2 separate regions of the Homo sapiens genome follow, and region 2 is linked to region 1. Evidence: read pairs that join two places in POLR2A ChIA-PET (ENCODE). Cell type or tissue: IMR-90. All regions are shown on one strand. Each heading gives the region's core, and the rest is flanking DNA. Links, peaks and the distances in the headings are about the cores only.

Evidence for each region. ChIA-PET counts read pairs that join two places held together with the same protein. Peaks named below come from ENCODE experiments on the same cell type or tissue, not always from the same donor. Only the 100,000 strongest peaks of a DNase experiment are listed, where the experiment ranks them.
Region 2: POLR2A ChIA-PET joins it to region 1 with 11 read pairs; 3 of 35 experiments call an interaction of 5 or more read pairs at or near these places.

The regions. Positions count from the first base shown.
Region 1 is chr20:43,725,634-43,736,693 of GRCh38, forward strand. LOC101927200 (a long non-coding RNA gene) reads left to right here and starts at 3,286. Exons shown (of 4, transcript XR_936741.3): 1 at 3,286-3,494. GTSF1L (gametocyte specific factor 1 like) reads right to left here and starts at 1,369. Exons shown (of 1, transcript NM_176791.4): 1 at 531-1,369. The coding sequence starts at 1,061. The coding sequence ends at 615. In IMR-90, for the core only: no CTCF peak of the experiment used is centred there; a DNase peak (open chromatin) is centred at 6,048; H3K27me3 peaks cover 321 bases.
Region 2 is chr20:43,895,880-43,904,041 of GRCh38, forward strand. No RefSeq gene overlaps it. Among named protein-coding and RNA genes, the nearest start is that of LINC01728, 5.2 kb to the left of the region's middle. In IMR-90, for the core only: no CTCF peak of the experiment used is centred there; no DNase peak of the experiment used is centred there.

The DNA.
Region 1 (11,060 bases), core at 3,033-8,032:
AAAGAGCTTCCTCACTTTTTTTAAGGCGGCATAATATTTTGTTGTATGGCTGCAGTATAACTTATTTTTAATCAGGCCCTTTTAATGGATATTTAGGTCATTTTTGACTTTTTTTTTTGTTGCTTAAGACAGGATCTCACTATGTTGCCCAGGCTGAACTCAAGCGATCCTCTCGCCTCAGCTCCCAGAGTAACAGGCTACAGCTGTGATTCAACACACCTGGCTCATTTCTAACTCTTTTGCTGCTGCAAATAATGCTGCAGTGAATAAGCTAGTACTTAGCTCATTTTCCACATGTGTGATTATATTTACAGAATGAAGCCTGGAAGTGGAATTGCTCAATCAAAGCCTGTATGCATTGATAATGTTTATAGCTATTGTCAAATTGCCCTCTGTGGAGGTTGTACCAACTGACATTCTCACCAATGTTATGAAAGTGCCCATTTTGCCCTACCTTTGCCAGCAGAGTATTTTAAGCCTTTTGATATTTATCAATCTGCCAGGTTAAAAAAAGAGGTAGCCCAGGGTAGTTTACTTTGCATGTCTTTTATTCTGATGCATTGCACGTTCTTCCATGCATTGATGAGGCGTGTGCTCCTTCCTCAGCTGGCAGTTTACTGTCCTGGTCTGAGGATCTTCTGGGGACTGGTCTCTCTTGCTGACTCTTTCGTGTCATTTTCACAAACAACCTTTTGAGGAAAAAAAGTCTTAAGGACAAACACATGCTGGCAATTAGCGCCATCGACATTCCAGATATCGGGGCTGGGAAGGCAGGGTGAGACCTGCTGGGTGTCATCGTTCTGCTCTGAACTAGGAGGACTGACTTTCAGAGGGTTCTCGGTGTCCTCTTCTTCCACAGCGCTCCTGTTGACACAAACAGCCTCATGTTCCTCCAGATTTTTGATGGGGACCACGTGGCAGGCGTTGTATTTGCAGGTGGCCATCTTTTTGGCTTTCTTGGGGTTCTTTCTCCTGCACGATGCCAGGTGGTACTGGAATCTGCTGAGTGGGATTCGGTGGTGAGGATCATAAGGGCAAATTTCAAAGGCTTCTGGCTCCATGAGAAATTCTTGAAGCAGGGTATCTCACTGCTAGAGTCTAACGGAAATGCTTCTTGTGGAGAAGCCCTTTTGTAAGAAGGATGGAGTTGTCCTCTGCCCAGTTTTGGCCCTTGGGATTCTGTAGGTGACGGTCTTAACTTGTGGTCTGTTCTCTAGGACTGTGAGTGGTGGATTAGAAGAGAGATGAGGAGCTGCCAAAAGCAGCTACACAGAGAACAGAGTTAGCAAATGGCACCCGAGACAGAACTATAGCAGATGCAAGAGCCAAAAACCCACAGCCGCTTGACTCACGGATATACTATGATGTCAAGCTGCAGTCACCGGTGGTCACAATGGGCAGCCTAAGTCATCAGGAAGAGGCTATTGTGCACTGCTTGGGAGGGGTGGATGGCTTTGGGAATGCTGCCATCTAAAATTGCTCATGGATGTATGTTGTGACTTAAGTCTTTTAACTGTACGTATTTGTTTTTTGTTTTTGTTTTTGTTTTATTTGAGACAGAGTCTCGCTCTGTTGCCAGGCTGGAGTACAGTGGTGCGATCTTGGCCCACTGCAATCTCCGCCTCCCAGGTTCAAGTGATTCTCCTGCCTCAGGCTCCCGAGTAGCTGGGATTACAGGCACCTGCCATCATGCCCGGCTAATTTTTTGTATTTTTAGTAGAGACGGGTTTCACCATGTTGGCCAGGCTGGTCTTGAACTCCTGACCTCAGGTGATCCACCCGCCTCAGCCCCCCAAAGTGCTGGGATGATAGGTGTGAGCCCCTGCGCTTTGCCAGGGCTGGTTTTTGGATGTGATTCTCAGGGCCGTCTTTCTTTACCCTTCTGCTCTGCTGAGGCCCACAGCAGCCTAGTCTCCTTGGGTGTGGGGGAAGGGTTTAAATCTATTCATATATCGCAGAAGGTGAAGCCTTTTGGTGTTCAGCTTAACATGGGAAACATTTCCTATAAAACGCCCCATCTTAGGTCGACCCTGCCGTTGTCCCTCACAGAACTGGACCAAAGTCTGAATGGACGCAATTGACACATATCTCAGGGTGTTAGTGGTTTTGGTCCTCTGACATTCTATTTACATGTCTGGTGTTAGGTAGGATTTCTTCTAAAAATTGGCCTGGAGCTCCTTCCCACCCCCCACCCTGTTAAATTGTTTCTCAAGATCTGAGTGACAGTAGAGAAATACCATATTCCTGAATAGGAAGACTCAAAATCATAAATGAATATTCTCTGTAAACTAAATTACATAAATTACATAGTCATCCTAAATTGATACATAAATATAATGCAATTCCAAATAATTTTTGTAGCTTTATGTGCTGATATCTGATAGAGCAAGTCTCTGCTTGTTATTAGTTTTCCCCCCAAAAGCCTTGACTATCTTCAAGGATTTGTTATTCTAGATCATGTGTCAACAAACTATGGGCCCATGATTCAAATCCAGATGGCTATCTGCTTTTGTAAATAAAGTTTTATTGAAGCACAGCCACACCCATTTGTTTATATATTGTCCATTGGCTGCTTTTGAGCTAGATTTGAGTAGTTGCAACAGAATCCAGATGACCTAGAAACCTCTAATGTTTTCTGTCTGGCCCATTATAGAAAAAGCTCACCCATCCTATTCTTGGTGGTGGTTAAGGAAGCTGACTGTATTCAAATTCTACCTCCTGCCACTTACCAGCCATGTGACCTTGGGGAAGGTGTGTGTGTGAGTGTGTGTGTGTGTATGTGTGTGTGTGTGTTTCCTGGTATTTACTAAGCTCTATTGATGGTGTCTTTTCAGGTAGGCTTTGTAGTTTTCTTTCTATTTTTTGCACGTTAAAAAAAAATTAATCTATGATGCTTTATGGTTTTTTCTTTTTCTTTTTTTTTTGTCATTGTAAATGACACTTTTTCCATCTCTCCACATCCTAGCTATGGTGTTCAGCCTTTTTTGAGAATTGAAGTGATTGGCTTTGTCTACATTGTTACATAATTGCAACTGATCATACATGTGGGATGTCTTGTTACTATCATATGACATGCAGACAATTTAGCAACATGACACTCACTGATGTCATAGTAAGAAATTGTAATGGGAACCCAGGTATAGACAAAAGATTAGACAAAGGATTCTAAAAAAAGGCATCTTTCATAACTACACCATTTATTCTGGGTGTGCCAGTCAGGATAGGCAAGGTTAGGCTGCAATAACGTACAGTGCCAAAACTTCAGTAGCTTAAAACAACGAAGGCTTATGAGTCACTTTCAAGTCTAAAGCAGGTTTCTGGGTTGGGGAGGGGTATTGGGGATCTGCTCCTTGTGGTTAATGGAGCCAGGCTGATGGAGCCTCCATAGCAACACTTGCTTCCTTCTAGAAGAAGGAAGAGGATGTGGGGAGTCATGCGCGAGCTTCCACCAGGAAATGATAAACATCACTTCCGCTACTGTTTCATGGTTCAAAGTAAGTCCTACCTAACTTCAAAGAGCAAGGAGGTACGGTCTTTCCACATGCCCAGAAGGAGGAGAATAGGAACTTTGGGAAGTCCTGAGGGCTTCCCCAGTCTGCCCTTCTCGTCACCAGCATTCATTTCTCTTTTCTCCACACACACGGAGCATATTCTTCCCCATGGAAGAAAACCCAAAGTCCTAGCTCAGAGTGGGGGATCAATGGCTTACTCAGTGCTCTCCTGGGGCTTCTTGAGATCTTGAGATCTGGCTCTTACCCCAGACCAGTGGAATTCTAGTGCCTCAAACCAAGCTGGCTCCTATGAGGAGTATGAGGCCAAGAAGTTGTGTTCCCTGTACCCCAACCCACTCACCCTAGGGATAGCTCCTGGTTTGCTCTGCTGAGTGTCCTTGGTAAACTGTACCTTCCATATCATGCATGTAACACAGAGCCCATTTTCTTCAAGCCTACAGCCCACTATTAAAGGAAATATGGTCGGGTGCAGTGGCTCACTCCTATAATCCCAGCACTTTGGGAGGCTGAGGTGGGCGGATTGCTTGAGCCCAGCAGTTCGAGACCAGCCTGGGCAACATGGCAAAACCGTATCTCTACAAAAAATACAAAAATTAGCCTGCTGTGGTGGTGCGTGCCTCTAGTTCCAGCTACTCGGGAGGATGAGGTGGGAGGATCGCTTGGGAAGTTGAGGCTGCAGTGAGCCTAAATTGTGTTACTGCACTCCAGCCTGGGCAGCAGAGTGAGACCCTGTCTCAAAAAATATATTAAAATAATTTTTTTTTGAGACGGAGTCTCGCACTGTCGCCCGGGCTGGAGTTCCGTGGTGCGATCTCCGCTCACTGCAAGCTCTGCCTCCTGGGTTCACGCCATTCTCCTGCCTCAGCCTCCCGAGTAGCTGAGACTACAGGCGCCTGCCACCACGCCCGGCTAATTTTTTGTATTTTTAGTAGAGATGGGGTTTCACCGTGTTAGCCAGGATGGTCTCCATCTCCTGACCTTGTGGTCCGCCCACCTCGGCCTCCCAAAGTGCTGGGATTACAAGCGTGAGCTACCATGCCTGGCCTAAAATAATATTTTTTAAAAGGAACTATAGTGTTGTCCTTACTGGGAGTTAACAGGGAGTTCAGCATCTGCTCTTCCACACCCCCAAGCCTGGTGCAGTGTCTGCCAATGATGCTGATAGCAATCTTCTTTTTTTCTTTTTGGGATACAGTCCCTCTCTGTCACCCAGGCTGGAGTGCAGTGGCAAGATTTAGTCTCACTCCATCTCAAACTCCTGAGCTCAAGTGATCCTCCCACCTCAGCTTCCGGATTGCTGGGACTTACAGGGGCCAGCCATGACACTCGGCTGATTTTTTTATTTGTTGTAGAGATATAGTCTCTCTATGTTGCTCAGGCTAGTCTTGAACTCCTGTGCTCAAGTGATCCTCCCACTTTGGCCTCCCAAAGGTCTGGGAATTACAGGCGTGAGCCACCATGCCCGGCTGACAGTGACTTTTTAATCCCTAGTGCCATAGTCTTTTTCATGCTTCCGACCAGAGGTGGCCCAGGCTGGAGTCTTCAGGCTTCTGTAATTCTGGTTGTCTTTGATCGTTTGTGGTTTATTGTCCTTGAAAAATTATTTGCGAGGGTTTCCAAAGCCTAGGTTACATGTGCCTGGCTGAGAGAGGCTTTTAAATTCTGCATATGGAGATCACAATGAAAGCACTGTATCCGTCATTGAAATCCACATAATGAGGAGTAAGACATTGCTGTTGCAGGTTTCTTTGTGACCACGCACCTATTAGTGTGGCAGGCTGAGATTCAGTCCATTATGGAGAGAGGGAAGGCTGGGGTTGTTTGTGCTTCTTCTTTTTTTTTTTGAGATGGAGTCTCACTCTGTTGCCCGGGCTGGAGTGCAGTGGTGTGATCTCGGCTTACTGCAACCTCTGCCTCCCGGGTTCAAGCAATTCTCCTGTCTCAGCCTCCTGAGTAGCTGGGATTACAGGTGCCCGCCACTATGCCCTGCTAATTTTTTGTATTTTTAGTAGAGATGGGGTTTCACCATGTTGGCCAGTCTGGTCTCGAACTCCTGACCTCGTGATTCGCCTGCCTCGGTCTCCCAAAGTGCTGGGATTACAGGCGTGAGCCACCGCGCCCGGCTGTTTGTGCTTCTAATGGACATCTTGAATGGTCCTCAAGCCTGCAGCCTCCTCCTGGCACCTGCTCTGAGCCTGGGACCTGAGAGGTTGCTCACCATGGCAACCCAAGAGGAGCTAGGGATGCACACACATCTGTCTGTGTGAAACTTTTCAACCCTGTCTGTGCATGTGTGACCAGCGCTGCAAATAAGATCGGACCTGCTTTCCTCTCACTCCCCTCCCTGCTGATCTTCATCCTGAGAGATGCTGCCAACAGATGGTAACACAGGCATGGAGAGGAGGTCACAGAGTGTGCAGAAACAGTGTTTTCTGAAAATGAGAAATGGCATGTCCTGGTTAGCTGAGTCAGCAATTATCATTATGGGGTGGGATGCAGCCATCGGAGGATTAGTCATCATGAATCTGAAGTCTCCAGGCGAGGAGAGAGTCTGACGTCATGCAGGCCAGCTTCTCTCCCAGGGCCGGCATGCCCCCCAGAGCATCCCTGGAGGATGGTCAGACAGCGATGGGGAGCTCACTACCTCTCCAGACAGTTCAATTGTTAGGTTGCACACCGAGCTGACCGCCTCCTCATACCCTGTAGCAGTTAGTGTCAACACTGTGCCCTCTGCCCCAGGCACCTCCTGCAGGTTAAAGGAGATCCTAAGCATGCTAAACTCAAGCTGTGTGTATGTGGCGTTAGTATGGGTGGCCACTCCATTTCTGGCTCCTTGAGTCTCCCTGCCATGTCCAGGAGACAGGTGTGGACAGCATAGGTAGCCCCCATGGGCTTTTGGGCTCTGGCTCAGGGCTTCTCCATGCTGACCACCTCTGTGGGCCACCCCTTGCCCAAGGGCTTCTCTGGTCTCAGCCGTCTGGGCACCTGCCAACTCCTTTGACTCAAGGACCTTATTTAGAAAACTCTCTTCATGTAGTGACAATGAGTGTAGCACCATGTAGCATTTCTCAAACTATAATGTGGCCAGGAATCGCTTGGGTTCTGGTTAAAATGCCTGACTGGGTGACGTTTGGTTGTCTTTGTCGGGTTCCATGTCACAGCTATGCTAGATTTGTAAACTGAATCAGAGCACATTCTCTTTTTTGTTTTCTGGATGGCTTAAACAGCCTACAAACATTCTTTGAAAGTCTGAGAGAACTTGTCTGCTAAACTCTCTGACCCACACCCTGTTGGGAAATAGTCCTCTGTCAGTTTTAAAGTTGATTCCCTGGTTTTTTACTTCTCTTGGCAATTCTCATTTTTCTAGAAAAGTGTGCTGTTATGGACTGAATTGCATCCCTCTCAAATTCATATGTTGAAGCCTGTGACCCCCAAATATCTGAGACAGGTCTCAGTCGATTTAGAAAGTTCCTTTTGCCAAAATTAAGGATGCCCCCGTGACACAGCCTCAGGAGGTCCTGACGACATGTGCCCAAGGTGGTCGGGGCTCAGCTTGGTTTTATACATTTTAGGGAGACATGAGACATCAATCAGTATATGTAAGATGTACATTAATTCCATCCAGAAAGGCGGGACAACTGGAAACAAAGGCAGGACAACAACAAAGGTAGGGAGGGGGCTTCCAGGTCATAGGCAGATAAAAGACAAACAGTTGCATTCTTCTGCATTTCGGATTAGTCTTTCCAAAGGAAGCAATCAGATAGGCATTTATCTCAGTGAGCAGAGGGAAGACTTTGAATAGAATGAGAGGCAGATTTGCCCTGACCAGTTCCCAGCTTGACTTTTCCCTTTAGCTTAGTGATTTTGGGGTCCCAAGATTTATTTTTCCTTTCACAAGCCTTAACCCTCAATGTGACTGATTTTGGAGATAGGGCCTTGAAGGATGCAATTAAGCTTAAATGAGGTCATAAGGATGAGGCCCTGATCTGATAGGACTGGTGTCCCTAGGAGACGAGGAGGAGACACTAGAGCTCTCTCTACTCCTGCACAGAGGAAAGGCCAGGTGTGCACAGAGCAAAAAAGGCTGATATCAGCAAGCCAAGAAGAAAGGCCTTACCTTGCCCTGCTGGCACCTTGATCTTGGACTTGCAGCCTCCAGAACTGTGAGAAAGAAATTTCTGTTGTTTAAGCCACCCAGTCTGTAGTATTTCCTTAGGGCAGCCCGAGCTGAGGAAGACACGTGTTCTCCACTGAACTCTCCCAGCTGACTAGCACACTGCATGCATTTAATACTCTTCTAATTTGAAACCTCTCCTCTGTGTCTTTGATTACATTTCCTTGACTTCTCTACTGTGTTTCTGTGTTCTCTCTCGCTCACTTGCTTCCTACTTCCTCCCCCTGCCCACCCCACAACCTTTTTTTTTGAGTCGGAGTCTTGCTCTGTCACCCAGGCTGGAGTGCAGTGGTGCGATCTCGGCTCACTGCAACCTCCACTTCCTGGATTCAAGCAATTCTCCCATCTCAGCCTCTCGAGTAGCTGGGATTACAGGCGCCTGCCACCACGCCTGGCTGACTTTTGTATTTTTAGTACACATGGGGTTTCGCCATGTTGGCCAGGCTGGTTTCAAAGTCCTGACCTCAGGTGATCCACCTGCCTCGGCCTCCCAAAGTGCTGGCATTACAAGCATGAGCCACCGCGCCTGGCCGTGTGACCCCTCCCTTTATTGGGCTTCCACAAGGCTGGGTGTCCTACAGCTGTTTACAAGAAACCAAGTCTTTGATTTATCAGTTCTATGGATTTTTATGTTTTCTATTTCATTAGTTTTTATCTGTATTTCTGCTTCTCTCCCTGGGTTTATCGTGTTGCTTATTTTCTAGCTCCTTAAGTTGGATGCTTCATTTGCCTTCAGTCTTCCTTGTTGAATAACAGAAACATTTGCAGCTATGGGGCGTACTTCGGTTTCATTCCCTAAGTATGGCTACGTGGAGTTCCAATTGTCATGACGTTCTGAATGGCCCATAACTGCAGTTTTGTTCCTTTCTTTGATTCAAGTTATTTAGGCATAAATTTCCAAGTGATTTCATTTTTTTGTTGTTGTTGTCTATCCTTTTGTTTTTAATTTCTGTTTTTATTGCACGGTGGATAGATAATGTGGCCTGAGAAAACGATGGCTTGTTAGTGCCTGTGAGGTGTTCTTGGTGGCCTAAAATGTCATCAGTTTTGGTCACTTCCTTACAGATGTTTGAATTAAATGTCTTCCCTGTTTATACCTATTTATTAAATGATGCTTGTTTTTCCACGCTGGCATTGCTTGGAATGTGAGTCCTACAAGCTGCTCTGGGGATTGTCACACTGTACCTTCTCCTGGGGAATCTCAGTGGACATCAGCACAGATCCAAGAAGGCCTAAGGAAAAGCCAACCATGAACCTTTGCTTCACTCAGTGTCTCCCAGGTGCAGCCTTTTCTCTTTAGCACCTGTTGCTACCTCTACCAGCTAGTTTCCTGTGGAACTAGTTGAGAAAACTCTGTTTTAAGGTTTTCTCGTATTTCTTGGGGAGTAACTATTTGTTAAGGGTCATCAGTACTCATTTCTCAGGTATAACCTCACTCTGCCTCACCAAGGCTAGAGTGCAGTGGTGCAATCTCGGCTCACTACAGCCTCTGCCTCCCGGGTTCAAGCGATTCTCCTTCCTCACCCTCCCGAGTAACTGGGTTTACAGGTGCCCACCACCATACCCAGCTAATTTTTGTATTTTTAGTAGAGATGGGGTTTCACCATGTTGGCCAGGCTGGTCTCGAACTCCTGACCTCAGGTGATCCACCTGCCTTGGCCTCCCAAAGTGCTGGGATTCCAAGCATGACACTGTGCCTGGCCAAACTCTTCCTTTTTTTTTGAGACAGAGTCTTGCCCTGTCGCCCGGGCTGGAGTGCAATGGCTTGATCTCAGCTCACTGCAACCTCTGCCTCCCGGGTTCAAGTGATTCACCTGCCTCAGCTTCCCGAGTACCTGAGATTACAGGCATGCACCATCATGCCCAGCTAATTTTTTGTATCATTAGTAGAGATGGGGTTTCACCATGTTAGCCAGGCTGGTCTCAAACTCCTGACCTTGTGATCTGCCCGCTTTGGCTTCCCAAAGTGCTGGGATTACAGGCATAAGCCACCGTGCCCGGCCAACTTCCTCCTTTTTTTAAAAAATTAGAGACGGGGGTCTTGCTTAGTCACCTAGGTTAGAGTGCAGTGGTGCAACCGTATCTCACTGTAGCCTGGAACTCCTGGGCTCAACCAATCCTCCTGCCACCACACCTGGCTAAGATTTTAAAATTTGTTTTAGAGACAAGGTCTCACATGTTGCCCAGGCTAGTCTTGAACTCTTGGCTTCTGCCTTAGCCTCTTGAGTAGCTGGGATTACAGGCATGAGCCACAGTGCCCAGTTGACCTCTTCCTTTTCATCTCTGGGCCTATCTGTGAGTGCTGAGCTGCTTCTCTGCTGGAGTGGAGTGTGTCCGTGTGGCTTCTGTCTGATGCTGAGGCTGTCTCAGTTCAGGCTGGATTCTCTGTCCTTTTGCTCTTGGAGACTTGGTTATCGAGGGACCCAACCAAGGAGTGAAGCTGTGTAGTGACTTTACTGATGCGCCCAAGGGTTTTTCTCTTTGTTGTAGCAGCCCAAAGTTAGCTGGACCTCAGGAACAACCCACACCTCATTCCAACATCAGCGCAGGAGGGCGTGAGATGTGGCCACAGCCTGTGGCACCATGGGATGGGCCAGCCCTCCTGCCCCTTCAGCAGGGGCAACATCAGCGCTGAGCTTTAGTCCTCAGTGATACCTGGTGGCATTTGCTTCTCTGCCACCTGCTGCTTTGAGCTTTTCAGTTTTGTGGAGTTCTACTGGTATTATGCTAGAGTTCTTCCAGAAGTAGACCCTAAGATGAGATTTCAGATATAAGTAGTTCATTCGGGAAGTGCAGGTAAGGCTGTGGAGAAAGAGTAAGGAAGATACATTTATAGATGTACTCACATACCAATATTTAAAACTAATAAGAGTCAAAAATTATAACAATTTTTTGTATTTTCTTTTCTTTTCTTTTTTTCTTTTTTTTTTTTTGAGACAGAGTTCTACTCTTGTTGCCCAGGTTGGAGTGCAATGGCGTGATCTCGGCTCACTGCAACCTCCACCTCCCAGGTTCCAGCGATTCTCCTGCCTCAGCCTCCCGAGTAGTTGGGATTACAGGCATGTGCCACCACACCTGGCTACTTTTTTGTATTTTTAGTAGAGACGGGGTTTCTCCATGTTGGTCAGGCTGGTCTCAAACTCCCAACCTCAGGTGATCCGATCCCCTCGGCCTCCCAAAGTGTTGGGATTACAGGCGTGAGCCACTGCACCCAGCCTTTTTTTGTATTTTCTAAAGTTTTAATGGGCATATTTTTCTGTAACAAGAAAAATCAAGCAAAAATTATATTTAGAAAAGCATGGAAACTAGTAAAGACTTTCAAAGGTCAAAGTGTGAAAAATCCCCCACGTGATTCAGCTGTCTACTTCAGTGGG
Region 2 (8,162 bases), core at 118-5,117, 170 kb after region 1:
CCCCTGCTATTCTCATGATAGTGAGTAAGTCTCATGAGATCTGATGGGTTTATCAGGGGTTTCCACTTCTACTTCTTCCTCGACTTTCTCTTGCTGCCACTACATGAGAAGTGCCTTTAGTCTCCCTCCATGATTCTGAGGTCTCCCCAGCCATGCGGAACCGTAAGTCCAATTAAACCTCTTTTTCTTCCCAGTTTCGGGTATGTCTTCATCAGCAGTGTGAAAATGAACTAATACAGTGGGTTTTGCTATGTTGCCCAGGCTGGCCTCAAACTGTCCTCAACTCATCCTCCTGCCTCGGCCTCCCAAACTGCTGGGATTACAGATGTGAGCCACCATGCCTGGCCTCCTAATGCATACTTTTATTCAAACTCATCTGTGAGAGGCCTGGAAGGACTTTGACATGGTAAAAAAAAAAAAAAAAGTGTGATTTTGCAGAGGCATTGATTTAAATTGTGTACACTGATAATGTTAGAGCAAGTTTGTTAGCAGGGAGTGAGCCCAGGCAAGTACCCAGCATAGACCTGTCTGTCTCCTTTCTAAGATTTCCAAAGGGCTAAACAAGCTTTACTTATTATCTTATTTAATCCTAAATTTGTATTGCTGCTCTGGGCTACTCCCCAGGCCCCTAGACCCATATATCCAGCTACCTGCCTGATCTCTCCACTTGGATGGGAATAAACATCTCCAGTGTTGCTGGTCCCAACTGAAATTCTGATTCCCCCCAAACCTGCTCCAGTCTCAACCTCAATGGCAACTTACTTAATGACAATTAAATTCTTATGATTTATTGGGCATTTTGAATATATCCTTAAATGTTCCCTTTCTCTCACACCCTACATCCTATTCTTAAGCAAATTCCACTGACTCTACCCTTGCAAAACATGCGGAATCCAAACAGTTCTCATCATACTCATGGCAACCTCTCTATCCTAAGGCACTTTCACCTCTCTCCTGAATAATTGCCATCATATTAAGGCAATGTCTCTGATGCTTTTTTTTTTTCTTTTTAGAGACGAAGTCTTGCTCTGTCGCCAGGCTGGAGTACAGTGGCGTGATCTCGGCTCACTGCAACCTCTGCCTCCCGGGTTCAAGCGATTCTCCTGCCTCAGCCTCTCGAGTAGCTGGGACTACAGGCATGCGCCATCATGCCCAGCTAATTTTTGTATTTTTAGTAGAGACGGGGTTTCACCATGTTGGCCAGGATGGTCTCGATCTCTTGACCTCGTGATCCACCCGCCTCGGCCTCCTAAAGTGCTGGGATTACAGGCGTGAGCCACCGCGTACGGCCTTTTTATTTTATTTTAATTAATTTTTTGAGACAGTGTCTTACTCTGTCGCCCAGGCTGGAGTGCAGTGGTGCAATCTCAGCTCACTGCAACCTCCACCTCCTGGGTTCAAGCAATTCTTCCACCTCAGCCTCCGGAGTAGCTGGGATACAGGTGTGCGCCACCATGCCTGGCTAATTTTTGTATTTTTAGTAGAGATGGGGTTTCACCATGTTGGCCAGGCTGGTCTTGAACTCCTGACCTTAAGTGATCTGCTCACGTTGGCCTCCCAAAGTGCTGGGATTACAGGCTTGAACCACCGTACCCGGCCTAGACAAGAGGCTTTTTTATCCCAGTCTCCCAAATCTCTCTGAGCTATGCCATGCCAACTCTGCAGGAATCCAGGCAACTCTAGTCAGTGTGGACCTGAAAAGGAACTGAATTCTCTGTGGCTTTTTTGCTCATTGTTTCCACTTGAGAGGAATCCTAAAGAGAAAAGTGGAAGAATCGTTTGCACAAAGATATTTATCTCTGGGATGGGTGCGGTGGCTCACGCTTGTAATTGGAGCACTTTGGGAGACCAAGGTGGGCGGATCACGAGGTCAGGAGATCGAGACCATCCTGGCCAACATGGTGAAACCCCGTCTCTACTAAAAATACAAAAATTAGCTGGGCGTGATGGTGCTTGCCTGTAATCCCAGCTACTCGGGAGGCTGAGGCAGGAGAAATGCTTGAACCAGGAAATCGGAGGTTGCAATGAGCCAAGATCACACCACTGCACTCCAGCTGACGACAGAGCGAGACTCCATCTCAAAAAAAAAAAAAAAAAAAAAGATATTTATCTCTGAATTGCTGGTTTATTCAGTAGAATCTTTGAGAATTACAAGTCTGAGCTCCAGAGCCCAATGTTAAGAGGTCTGGGAGAAGAGGCCGGGTACTGTGGCTCACACCTGTAATCCCAACACTTTGGGAGGCGGAGGCGGGTGGATCACCTGAAGTCAGGAGTTCGAGACCAGCCTGGCCAACATGAGGAAACCCCTGTCTCTACTAAGAATACAACATAAATTAGCCGGGCATGGTGGCGCATGCCTGTAATCCCAGGCTGAGGCAGGAGAATCACTTGAACCTGGGGGTTGGGGGCGCGGAGGTTGCAGTGAGCCAAGATTGTACCACTGCATTCCAGTCTGGATGGCAGAGTGAGACTCCATCTCAAAACAAAACCAAACAAAACAAGAGATCTGAGAGAAGAGAAAGAACCAGTAAAAGACACCAAAAAGAAGTGACCTGGGAGGTAGGAGGAAAACAGGAACGTGTGGTATTCTGGAAGGCAAATAAAAGCGTGCCTGGAGGAAGATTCCTAGAAATAAGATCAGTAACAGGTCTACTAGCAGAAAAAAAGCAATGAATCTCCACTGAAGGATATGAAATAGGACTTCAATAAAAGAAGACACATCTTTGATAGGAAGTTTTAGTATAGTAAGGATGTCTGTTCTTCTTAGATGAGTGTTTAACTCAATGTAATTCCAGTAAAAACACCCTACTCAAACTGATAGGAACTTAACGAAGTTATTATAAATCTGGGACAATTGGTATACAAGAATAGAATTGAATTTCCTGAAAAGTAAACATAAGAAGTGGAACTTGCCCTACTTGTTTACCAAAACATCTAATAAAGGTAAATTAATGGAAACCAAACCACAGGCGCATGGAGTGATGAATAAGGGTGCCGCCGAGTGCAGACTTGGGCTCCAGCATCACGGCTGTTCAGCGGATAATGAAATTGACACTTCACATTTGGGGAGGAAATAATGAATTACTTATTAAATTTTATTTAAATTAGCTAGTCATTTAGATTAAAAAAAAAAAAAGCTAGAAACTGTCCCTGAGTCTTATTCCAAAAGAGACTTCAGAAAAATGGAAGATAAAAAGAAAAAAAAAAATCCATACAGTATAAAAGAGAACACAACTGAATAGTTTAGTAATCTTTAGAAAAATAAAGAAAAGATTGAACGATTTAATTGCATAAAATAAAAAATTTCTATAGAGCAAAATAAATCATAAAACTAAAAGATAAATACTACTGTGAAATAAAAAAACTTTTAAACATATGAGAGAAATGGTTAATATCATTAATGTTAACTCTAGGGTGGGAGTAAAGTTGGGAGCTAAATAAATACTTTGGTAAGGAGAGGAAGAGCCTTAAACTCTGTCCATCAACTCCTTCCTGCAGATATCGGCTCCCTGCACCCGCACCAGGTCAGGCTACTTCCAGGTGGGCAGGCTGGGCCAGGTTCCTAAGTACCTAGAGCTGAAAGCCCCACGTACACCACTCCTCCATCCTGGTGGCCCACCTGGACCCTCCTGCCCCTCCTCTGCACCAGGTGTGATGATAGGGGACAGGAGGAGTCACAGGAGACCTCTTCTCTCAGAAAGCAAGACCAGGCTGACATCCAAGCTAAAGGCAGGGGCTAGGACTGCTGGGTGGAGGGATGGAGTGGGTTCTGGGTCAAAGGATAGGTGGGAGGAGATGGAAGGCTGTGCGCAGCAGCAGGGAGGGGCGGTGAGGAGGGGGAAAAGCAGAGATGGGAGCCCAAGCAGCTAGAATGGGGGCGGCAGTCAAGGGCAGGAGAGGTGGGACAGCTGAGGTGGGGGGTGTCCCTCCAGGCCCCAGAGCTGCCACTTCGCCTCTCCCAGTCATCCAATTTGCAACGAGTTCCCTTTAGTACATGGAAAGTATCCTCCGGAACTTGTTTGCAGGAAACAACGCAATGCATGAAAGCCCACTTTGAGATGTTAATTACCTATTTGGTTCATTTATTCAAAATTTTTTTTTATTTACTCTGAGTCACACTGTGCTAGGCACTGGGAACAGTTGGAATACTCACCACACCCATTCATTTATAAATTTTAAGACAATGTGAAAATGCTTAGATTTAAAATGGAAAACCATAAATGACAAGGTTTCTCTGCCAAGTCTACTCAACTGCCTTTCACCAAGGTCAGAGAACTCCAGGGTGTGGGTTTCCTCCTAAATTTACTGAGGCTGCCATGGGCCAGGCAGCACGCTGGTCTCTGGGGTTAGAGTACTGACTATCCTCATGCGTTTATTAATTTAAAATGAGGCCCAAACACAGGGTCACACAGTGTCCAAAATGAAATAACCTTTGGACCGACACAGCTTGTTTCAAAACAGCTGAGATCCGTTGCCTTTTTGGCATTTGATTTTTGGTGCTGGGCCAAAAAAAAAAAAAAAAAAAAAAAAAAAAAAACCCAAAAAAACGGGGAGGTGTATCTAGGAGGGGATCATAAATGCAGCTATTTAATCTGCTGTCACTTTGTAAGAGCCCCATTGAATTTTTGATGGGAAAAATGTTTTTGCCCGGGTTGAGCTTCAGGACAAAGAAGAAATGCAAGGAACAGAGAGCAGAATTGATAGTGTTTAAAAATATGTTAAAAGATCTTATACTTTGTAACAAAGTTGGTAAGCTACAATGGAAGAATTCCTGACACAGCAGAGGCCTGGCCAAACCCCTCCCCTGGGGGCCCCGGGAATAAAAGCTTCCTCCTCCAAGCTGTCAGTTGAAAGAAATCGTCCTGCCTGATGGCCATGTGCCACTCTCTCGATGCTTGGGAACAAAATTGTGATGTTGCAGACTATACATTGTTTTTCCAGAATAACACAGAAATGTGTTCTGGAGAATCAGTTTAGACTTAGGGTATTTGGTGAACCAGTACAGGACTGGGAAACAGATGCCCTGGGTTCTAGTCCCGGCTTCACAGGAGTGACCCTGCCCAAGGCTCGCTCACTCTCTCTCAACCTGTTTGCTCCTCTGTAAAAGAGGGATAATGAGCTAAAGGAGCTCCATCTCCCAAGACTAAGTGAGGATCAAATATAGCAATCAGTGGGTGAGAGAGCCACTCATGCTTTTCTCCTCCCTCCCTATATACACATCGTCTCCATGTTCCAGTTAGAATCTCAGGCAAGGCCAAGAACTGAATTCAGGGTGGCTGCTCATGTCCTTGGCCACTGGCACAAATGTGTGCCTCGAGGCCCCACTTTCCTCTTGTTTCTGTCACTTCTTATGTCAGTGCACCCAAAATCTCTGCTGGCCTTTCCATGGTGTAAAATTGTTTTGAGGAGGCATCTTTCCAGTCTAGCACTACATTTCCTCGCCTGCCTTGCATCTGGGGTTAGCTATATGAGAAGTTCTCATCAAGGGAAGGTGAGCAGAAGTGATGTGTCTCCTCTGGGCTGGGGTTTATGTGAAGCAGGGGGATGGTGGAGCCAGTGATAGAGGAAGCCTGGATCCCTGAATCACCACATGGAGGAAAGCTGTCAGCAAACAAGGAACTGGACTTTTCAGTGAACTGGAGTCATCAGTGAGCAGGAAACAGACTTCTGAGATTAAGCCAGTGAAATTCGGAGCTTACTTGTTGCAGTAGCTAATGTTACCCAGAAGATACACACTATCCACACACTCACCTCCCCTGGCACAAGCTGCCCTTTCAAACCTCTCAGACATTCACCGATCACATTCACACAGATCCAGGGAACTGGATCACTGATGTTATCAACTTAGTCATTGATTGAACAAATATTTATAACTCATCTGCAATGTGCAAGGAGCAAGGCTAAGCATCCCCAACACAGTGCAGATCACACCCCTACCCTTCCTGGAGGAAGTCATGTCCAGGCCTCCTCCCAAGTCTAGCTGCTGGCCTGAGGCCTGAGGCCCTCATTCTCCTACCTGGGGATCCAGCCCACCCTTAGACCCCTGATCCTGGACTTTCCCTTCTTCAAACACCAGCCCCTACTCACTGTGGACAATACACCCTAGAGCAGTGGTTTCCAACCCCTAGGCCCATGGACCTCCACCGGTCTGTAGCCTGTTAGGAACTGGGCCGCACAGCAGGAGGTGAATGGCAGGCAAGTGAGAATTACCACCCGAGCTCCACCTCCTATCAGATCAGCGGCAGTATCAGATTCTCATAGGAGCACGAACCCTATTGTGAACTGCTCATGTGAGGGATCTGGGTTGCACTCTCCTTATAAGAATCTAATGCCTGATGATCAGAGGTGGAACAGTTCCATTCCTAAACCATCCTTCTCCCGTACCACCGGTCCGTGGGAAAATTGTCTTCCACAAAACCGGTCCCTGGTGCCTAAAAGGTTGGAGACCACTGCCCTAGAGACTGTCTTCCCCTTAGGACTGTCACTCCCCGTCATTAATGTAAAAATCCAACTGGAAGTCCTCACCATTCCACCCTCAGCCCTCTCAGCTTTCCTCCAACTGCATCCCTTAGAGACCTCCAAAACCAGAACTCCCTCCTTTTATCATTATCTGTCCCCCTTCTGCCTTCCCTTCACTCTTAATCTAGGATCGACCTGAGAGCTGAGCATTTTCACTGTGTCTTCAAGCCCTGTACAGATGGCAGGGTGCATGTCCAGCCATCCCTGGCAGCCCCAGAAGCTGCTAATAGTTCTCCAGGGCCTTCTCATTTGTCCTGATTCTTTTGCATGGCCTCCCTTCAGATGTAGTGCCTCCTTCCCCCATACCACACACATATTGCGTGGAGCTGAGGACACCACTGTCCACCCCTGGAAATGGAAACATAAGCTACTGACCCCTTTGCAAGCTGACCTTGCTGCCTCTTTAAGTGAAGGGTTTAACTGTGTCCACAGGGTTTGGCCAGCAGACCATAGGCTGGATTTCAACTTCATTCACTTCCTTTACACAGTACACAACCTATACAACTGTACATGGTCGACTTGGCTTTGAGCTCCTAAATCTGGCTCTTGGGGTCCTCCCTCTGGCTTGCCCCTCCAGCTGTATCCAGGCCCTTTCTGCCATGCCCTGGATTCTCCACCAATAGACAGCTTCATGGGGAGCCCTGTGTATAGCAGGCTACTTCAAACCACCCTGTCTTTGCTCTTACTGTGTCTTCTGACTAAAGAATTCTGCTTTGCTCAGCCGGCTCCTGGTCATCTCTGAGACCTCGTTTGGGAGTGTCCCCATCCTGGAAGTCTTTCTGCATCCCTTCTTGCCTCCTGCAGCCTCCACTCCCAGCCCCTGTGGCCCCTGGGTAACCCCCATTGGCACTCCTTGCCCTCCACTGCCATTTCTGTCCACACATCTGTCTGAACACAGCCTCTCTCCAGCAGGGATCACATCTGTAAACTTGGTAGCCTGCTCCAGTTCTGGACCTGGCAGCAGAGGACAGCAGGAAATGGAACTAAATGAGGAAAATGGTTTTAATCTAAAAGAGTGCTTGATAGGATGAAATGAATCCATTCTGATAGATTCACTCATTCATGATTCACTGGGTCAACAAATACTTTTTGAGCACACGCTGTGTGCCAGGCACTGTGTTGGCCCTGGGGCACCGTGAACAACCATTTCTGGCTATGTGGGAGCTCCCAGCTTCAGCTCTCACATACATCATGGTACCAGAAAGAGAAGTGTAAATAATGATTCTGACTGGGGCAATGTGAGAGGAAAGGAAAATCCGGGCCTAACCTGGCAGGGGCTGTGGGTGGAAGCCCATGATTCTGGGAGTGGAAGGAGGGCCACAGGCTGCAGCCAAGGCCTGGGGGCTGTTCCCCATCCACCTGTGACCTTCAAGAGCCTAGGCCTGGAAGTTAAGATCCTGGACTCCCAGGCGCCTCTCTTATGTGAGCGGCTCAGAGAGCTTGAGCAAGGCACTGCCCTGCTTTACATTGCAACTTTGAGGGAGAAGAATCCGTGGCTGAATGAAGTTTGAGCCCCCAGGTCTGATGTCAGTCCATGGGGGGCCTGCCCTTGGTATAAGCCCCTTGCTCTTGGGTACAGAGGCCACCACAGAGCCAGAGACAGCCAGGACCACTTTGTGGGCCAGGCCCAGGCTGCTTGCTAA